Regions from separate parts of the Homo sapiens genome. Here region 2 is linked to region 1. A link is a loop called in an ENCODE intact Hi-C map of the cell type or tissue named here. Cell type or tissue: OCI-LY7. All regions are shown on one strand. Links, peaks and the distances in the headings refer to the core of each region. The heading gives the core; the rest is flanking DNA.

The links. Peaks named below come from ENCODE experiments on the same cell type or tissue, not always from the same donor. Only the 100,000 strongest peaks of a DNase experiment are listed, where the experiment ranks them.
Region 2: a loop joins it to region 1, with 8 times the contacts of the local background. A loop is called at or near these places in 5 of 110 quality-filtered maps.

What each region holds. Positions count from the first base shown.
Region 1 is chr13:23,870,584-23,873,504 of GRCh38, forward strand. All of the region lies in intron 5 of MIPEP (mitochondrial intermediate peptidase), which reads right to left. Among named protein-coding and RNA genes, the nearest start is that of PCOTH, 17 kb to the right of the region's middle. In OCI-LY7, for the core only: CTCF peaks have their summits at 1,238 and 1,447; a DNase peak (open chromatin) is centred at 1,248.
Region 2 is chr13:23,405,594-23,408,514 of GRCh38, forward strand. The region is part of intron 2 of SACS (sacsin molecular chaperone); the gene reads right to left. Among named protein-coding and RNA genes, the nearest start is that of SACS-AS1, 12 kb to the right of the region's middle. In OCI-LY7, for the core only: a CTCF peak has its summit at 1,492 (motif pointing right); a DNase peak (open chromatin) is centred at 1,478.

The sequences.
Region 1 (2,921 bases), core at 251-2,750:
CACTTGAGGTCAGGGGTTGGAGACCAGTCTGGCCAACATGGTGAAATCCCATCTCTACTAAAAATACAAAAATTAGCTGGGCGTGGTGGCACGTGCCTATAATCTCAGCTACTCAAGAGGCTGAGGCACGAGAATCGCTCGAACCCAGGAGGCGGAGGTTGCAATGAGCCGAGATCGCACCACTGTACTCCAGCCTGTGAGACAGAGGGAGACTCTGTCTCAAAAAAAAACAAAAAACAAAAAAACAGTTATTTGCAAAAGTGTAGTGAGCCTCCAGAAGGGGGAAGCACATTTTAAAAGTTCTGATTTTGGGTGTGGTAGCACACGCCTGCAGTCCCAGCCCTATGTGGGGCTGAGGCAGCAGGATCACTTGAGCCCAGGAGGTAAGGCTTCAGTGAGCTACGATCACACCACTGCAACCTGGGCAACAAAGCGAGACCCTGTCTCAGGGGGGAATAAAGTTCTGATTTTGCATGTGCTTGAGCTGCTACAGAATGATACAGTGAAGTCTAAGAAGCAGACTGGAACCCCAGGGCATGGTCCTTTCTTCTACTCTGTGTCCCTGCCATGTGGCACATGGTCCTTGCTCCTGCCAGGCCTTCAAATGGTCAGTGATGAGGACGTGGATGGTGCGGACACATCTGCTTAGGTTTAATCTTGCAGTCATATCTTTGTAATACACAATAACCTGAGAAAACGTGTATTAGCAAAGGGGTTGCCATAAATGCTCTAAGATTAAATATAAACTAGAAACCACATAATTAGGCTGACTGGAGGAGAAGGGCTGAATTTTCAGTTATTGGCTACTCAAAAACTAGACAGGCTCTGCAGATGAATTTTCAGTTATTGGTTACTCAAAAACTAGACAGGCTCTGCATATGAATTTTCAGTTACTGGTTACCAAAAAACTAGACAGGCTCCGCACTGGGCTCATGTTGGGCTTCAGGTGAAAGTGTACACAAATCTTTCTGGGAGAGGAGATAGCAATTAACAAGTTCTAAACTGTTCTATGCTCCTAAAAAATGATTAAGCCACAATACTAATATACTTTTTAAAGATAAACATAGATGATGTAGAGGCATGCTTGATAAGATGCTGAAAAAATTGAGTATATATCAATATCCCCAGAATTTCAATATAGAAAATTCAAATTTCATGGAAAAAAGTTTTAGGAGACTCCCATTTCCTTACAGTCCAGATTTCTCTTTGCTTATTTTGTTTGATATGGCCATTTATCACCACCTAATGGTAACAAGTGGAATAACAAAAAAGATGAACAAGATTTTGAAATCACATTACAGTTCCAAAATTGTCTTCAAAACTTTTACTTTGAAAAAAAAAATGTGATAAAATTAACTACTTTGAAGATTTTATCTACTGATAAAACCTCTGGAAAAATCAAAACTGAGTTCATGCCAACTTCAATGATCTGCCAGGCATATCACTTCATCATTCTGTGGTAACAATGAAATGTACAATAATCTGAACTCTTGAAAAATTCTATGAAATTTCTGTGTTATTAAATAATGTTAAAAATAAACATTTCTATTACATTTAAACTTATAAGTTATATTTGTATGAGACCTTAAAAATTAAGGCCGGGTGCAGTGGCTCACGCCTATAATCCCAGAACTTTGGGAGGCTGAGGCAGGTGGATCACCTGAGGTCGGGAGTTCGAGACCAGCCTGACCAACATGGAGAAACCCCGTCTCTACCAAAAATACAAAATTAGCTGGGCGTGGTGGCACATGCCTGTAATCCCAGCTACTCAGGAGGCTGAGGCAGAAGAATCGCTTGAACCCGGGAGGCGGAGGTTGCGGTGAGCCAAGATTGCCCAATTGCACTCCAGCCTGGGAAACAAGAGTGAAACTCTGTCTCAAAAAATAATAATAATAATAAATAAATAAGAAACCAACTGGAAAGAACATAGGCTTTGATGATTTATAGATTTTGTTGGTGGGTTTATTTCATGGTCTCTCTTTTGAAAAATGGAACATGTCTACTTTATATCCTGTCCTAGTGGAGCACCTCTGAGAACAAACATGGAAGTTACAAGGGAAAAACTGAGCAGGTTTACTTTAGTTGCATATTCAATATTGAGGGGTTCCCTGGGAGCTGCTCCCGGGGAAAGAGGAGCTACACTGTAATCATATGTTAGATAAAAGCGGCAATGTCTATGCTGGTGAAACTGAACATATACTATTTGTCAGCAAAATTTCAAAAGCACCCTTCATAAGGATACATTAAAACTATTCACATGGATTCTCTACTAGCAACCTTCCTTCTGAAGATATCAAACTTGATGATAGCTAGCATTATCATGATTTGTCATACATTCACTCAATACTTTTACTGAGTCCAAAACTAATATGCATTAAAAAACATGATCCACGTTCTTGATCCTTTGTAAGCCTAGAAGTTAGATAAGCAACACAACAATAACAGCATCATCATCAACAAAAGGTAAAGAAGAATGCCACATGACTGAAATAAGTAAAATACGTTCGGATGAATACAAAATTCCACCTGGGGGACTGATAAAAGCTTCGCAATGTGGCGTGAGGATGAAGCCTTCATGGGGACTTCAGCCAGGGAAACCTGGTGAGCAGGCCTAGGAGGAGGACAGCAAACACATGGGGGAGGACACTGTGTATGAGGGGCTGACAGCCGGAGCACAGCCACGAGTGTGAGCTCTTTGTTACATGTTAACTTCACTAGACAATGGGAAGTCCACAGGAGGATTCTGGGCAGGAAAGTAACAAATCAATACTTTATGAAAACTAATCCAGTGTTCACAGACGGGGAAGACTGACCAGCAGGATGGTGACATGCTGGCCATGGAGGCTCTGGAGTCTGTCTGGCTTACAAAATAACGTCCCACAACCTCTACAGCCTTGGTCTAAAAAAAGCCAGGAATAATA
Region 2 (2,921 bases), core at 93-2,592, 470 kb before region 1:
AACTATCATCAGAGTGAACAGAATGGGAGAAAATTTTTGCAATCTATCCATCTGACAAAGGGCTAATATCCAGAATCTACAAGGAACTTAAACAAATCTACAAGGAAAAAAAAAACCCCATTAAAAAGTGGACAAAGGATATGAACAGACACTTCTCAAAAGAAGATATTTATGTGGCCAACAAACATTTGAAAAAAAGCTCATCACTAGCCATTAGAGAAATGCAAATCAAAACCAAAATGAGATACTGTCTCATGCCAGTTAGAATGGTGATCATTAAAAAGTCAGGAAACAACAGATGCTGGAGAGGATGTGGAGAAATAGGAAAGCTTTTACACTGTTGGTGGGAGTGTAAATTAGTTCAACCATTGTGGAAGACAGTGTGGCGATTCCTCACTGTCCAGAAATACCATTTGACCCAGCAATCCCGTTACTGGGTATATACCCAAAGGATTATAAATCATTCTACTCTAAAGACACATGCACACGTATGTTTATTGCAGCTCTGTTCACAATAGCAAAGATTGGAACCAATCCAAATGCCCATCATTGATAGACTGGATAAAGGAAATATGGCACATACACACAATGGAATACTATGCAGCCATAAAAAGGATGAGTTCCTGTCCTTTGCAGGGACATGGATGAAGCTGGAAACCATCATTCTCAGCAAACTAACACAGGAACAGAAAACCAAACACCACATGTTCTCACTCGTAAGTGGGAGTTGAACGATGAAAACACATGGACACGGTGGGGGGAAACACCACACACCAGGGCCTGTCGGGGGGTGGGGATTAGGGGAGGGATAGCATTGGGAGAAATACCTAATGTAGATGACAGATTGATGGGTGCAGCAAACCACCATGGTACATGTATACTTATGTAACAAACCCACACGTTCTGCACATGTATCCCAAAACTTAAAGTATAATAAAAAAAAGTTCTAATATTAAGTATTATTTCTCCTAATATCAACTAAATAACTGCCAATTCCACATAAAACACTTCTCTTACCATGAATTCGTATCATGAATTTTAGTATTTTCAAATCACAATAAATTTACAAAAAGGGAGAATTTTATTATAGGTAAATTGTATCCTATTAAACCTGACTTTAAAAAATTAATGGGCAAAAAAACCCCTCACGTCATCAATTATTATTTTTTGCATTTATGTAAATAATCAGGCCAAATCTAATGAAACCAGACATTTTGTCAATGAAAACAATCTTACTTTGGTTATCTTGAATCAAAAAGGGGACATCATTGTAGAGAGATATTTTATGCTTCAATCTACAGCACACCCTTGTAGGTTATCAGTTTCTAGATGTGTTCACTGTCTTTGAGCTATTTTTCACCTCTTTGCAAATTAAAGTCAGCCATTTGGCACAGTGTATCTTCCACACTCTGCTCCAGGAAATAACCATGACCGTGACACTGATGTCTATGCCATCACCAAGGACATTCAAACTGAAAGCCAGGACAGCCACTAGAGGGCCACTGCCATCCTCATTCTGCCACCCGAAGATACTGTAAGCCCAACATCTAGACTCAGAAACTGAGTTTACAGTCTGCTCTACCCATGCATCTTTGTTTTTCTTTTTATTTATTTATTTTTTTCAAGACGGAGTCTTGCTCTGTTGTCCAGGCTGGAGTGCAGTGGCGCAATCTCGGCTCACTGCAAGCTCCACCTCCCAGGTTCACACCATTCTCCTGCCTCAGCCTCCCAAGTAGCTGGGACTACAGGCGCCTGCCACCACGCCCGGCTAATCTTTTTCTATTTTTAGTAGAGACGGGGTTTCACCGTGTTAGCCAGGATGGTCTCCATCTCCTGACCTCGTGATCTGCCCACCTCGGCCTCCCAAAGTGCTGGGATTACAGGCGTGAGCCACCACGCCCGGCCTGTTTTTCTTTTTGTTTTTCATAAATGTCTGACTTATTGAAGCATCCAGCAAATATCCTCTATCACCAAGTCTCAACAGATGGTTCAGCTGGTCCTTAATGAACAAAAAAGACAACCAACAAGAAATGGACTTAGATGGTTCAGACAGAAGAATGTCTGTTCTTTCATGAACAACAGGGGGAACTAAAATAGACTTTCTCTTTAACCAAACATTAGACAGGCTCCCCCACGCCCTCTTTTTGACACGGCATTGTCTTCGGGTCCTGCCTTTGACCTGCCTAGCCCAGCTGGTGCATGCATCCCGCCAAGTCAGTTCAGACAGAATCCCCTGACTCCGGCTATCTGATCACCTCCACATCCCATCGGATTCCTCAACCCCACCTTGATAGCCGATCATTGTTTCAAGTCAGTTCAGCAAGAGTCCCTGACTTTTGACATTCCCCCTTAGTAATTTTCCATGCAGTGACCCCTCACACTGCACATTGGCTGTGAATCCTCAGCTGTCTGTGCTGTATTAGGAGTTGAGTCCCTATCCCTCTCCCCTGTTGCAATCGTCTTGATGCCTATCAAAGTAGTCCTGAGTAAAGTCTTCTTTACTATTTTAATAGGTGTCAGAATATGATTTTGAGCAAGTCATGTGACTTCAGTTGTCACATTCATCAAATGAAGCCCCCGCCCCCCAACATAAGAGAGGATTCCTAGACATTTCCACTCGTCTGAATTAAGCCCAAGTATGCCCTGCTCTTACGCACACTGTAACTAGAGCTGTTTCCTCAGGACCCTTGGGGCAGTTTCCCCAAATCTGGCCCACCTCTGGAATCTGCCTTTTGCACTAACATATTCTGAGGCTCCAACATCTTCCTGAAAGCAATGGAGAAGGAGCCAGTCCCAAAGCAGCTTTCAACAAATGAGATTCGTTATGTTGCAACGTTTAGCTTGAAACTTCAGATGAATATATTTAATACTATATCTGCTTTCATTTCATTGTGTACATCACGTTCTACATGCCTTATTAG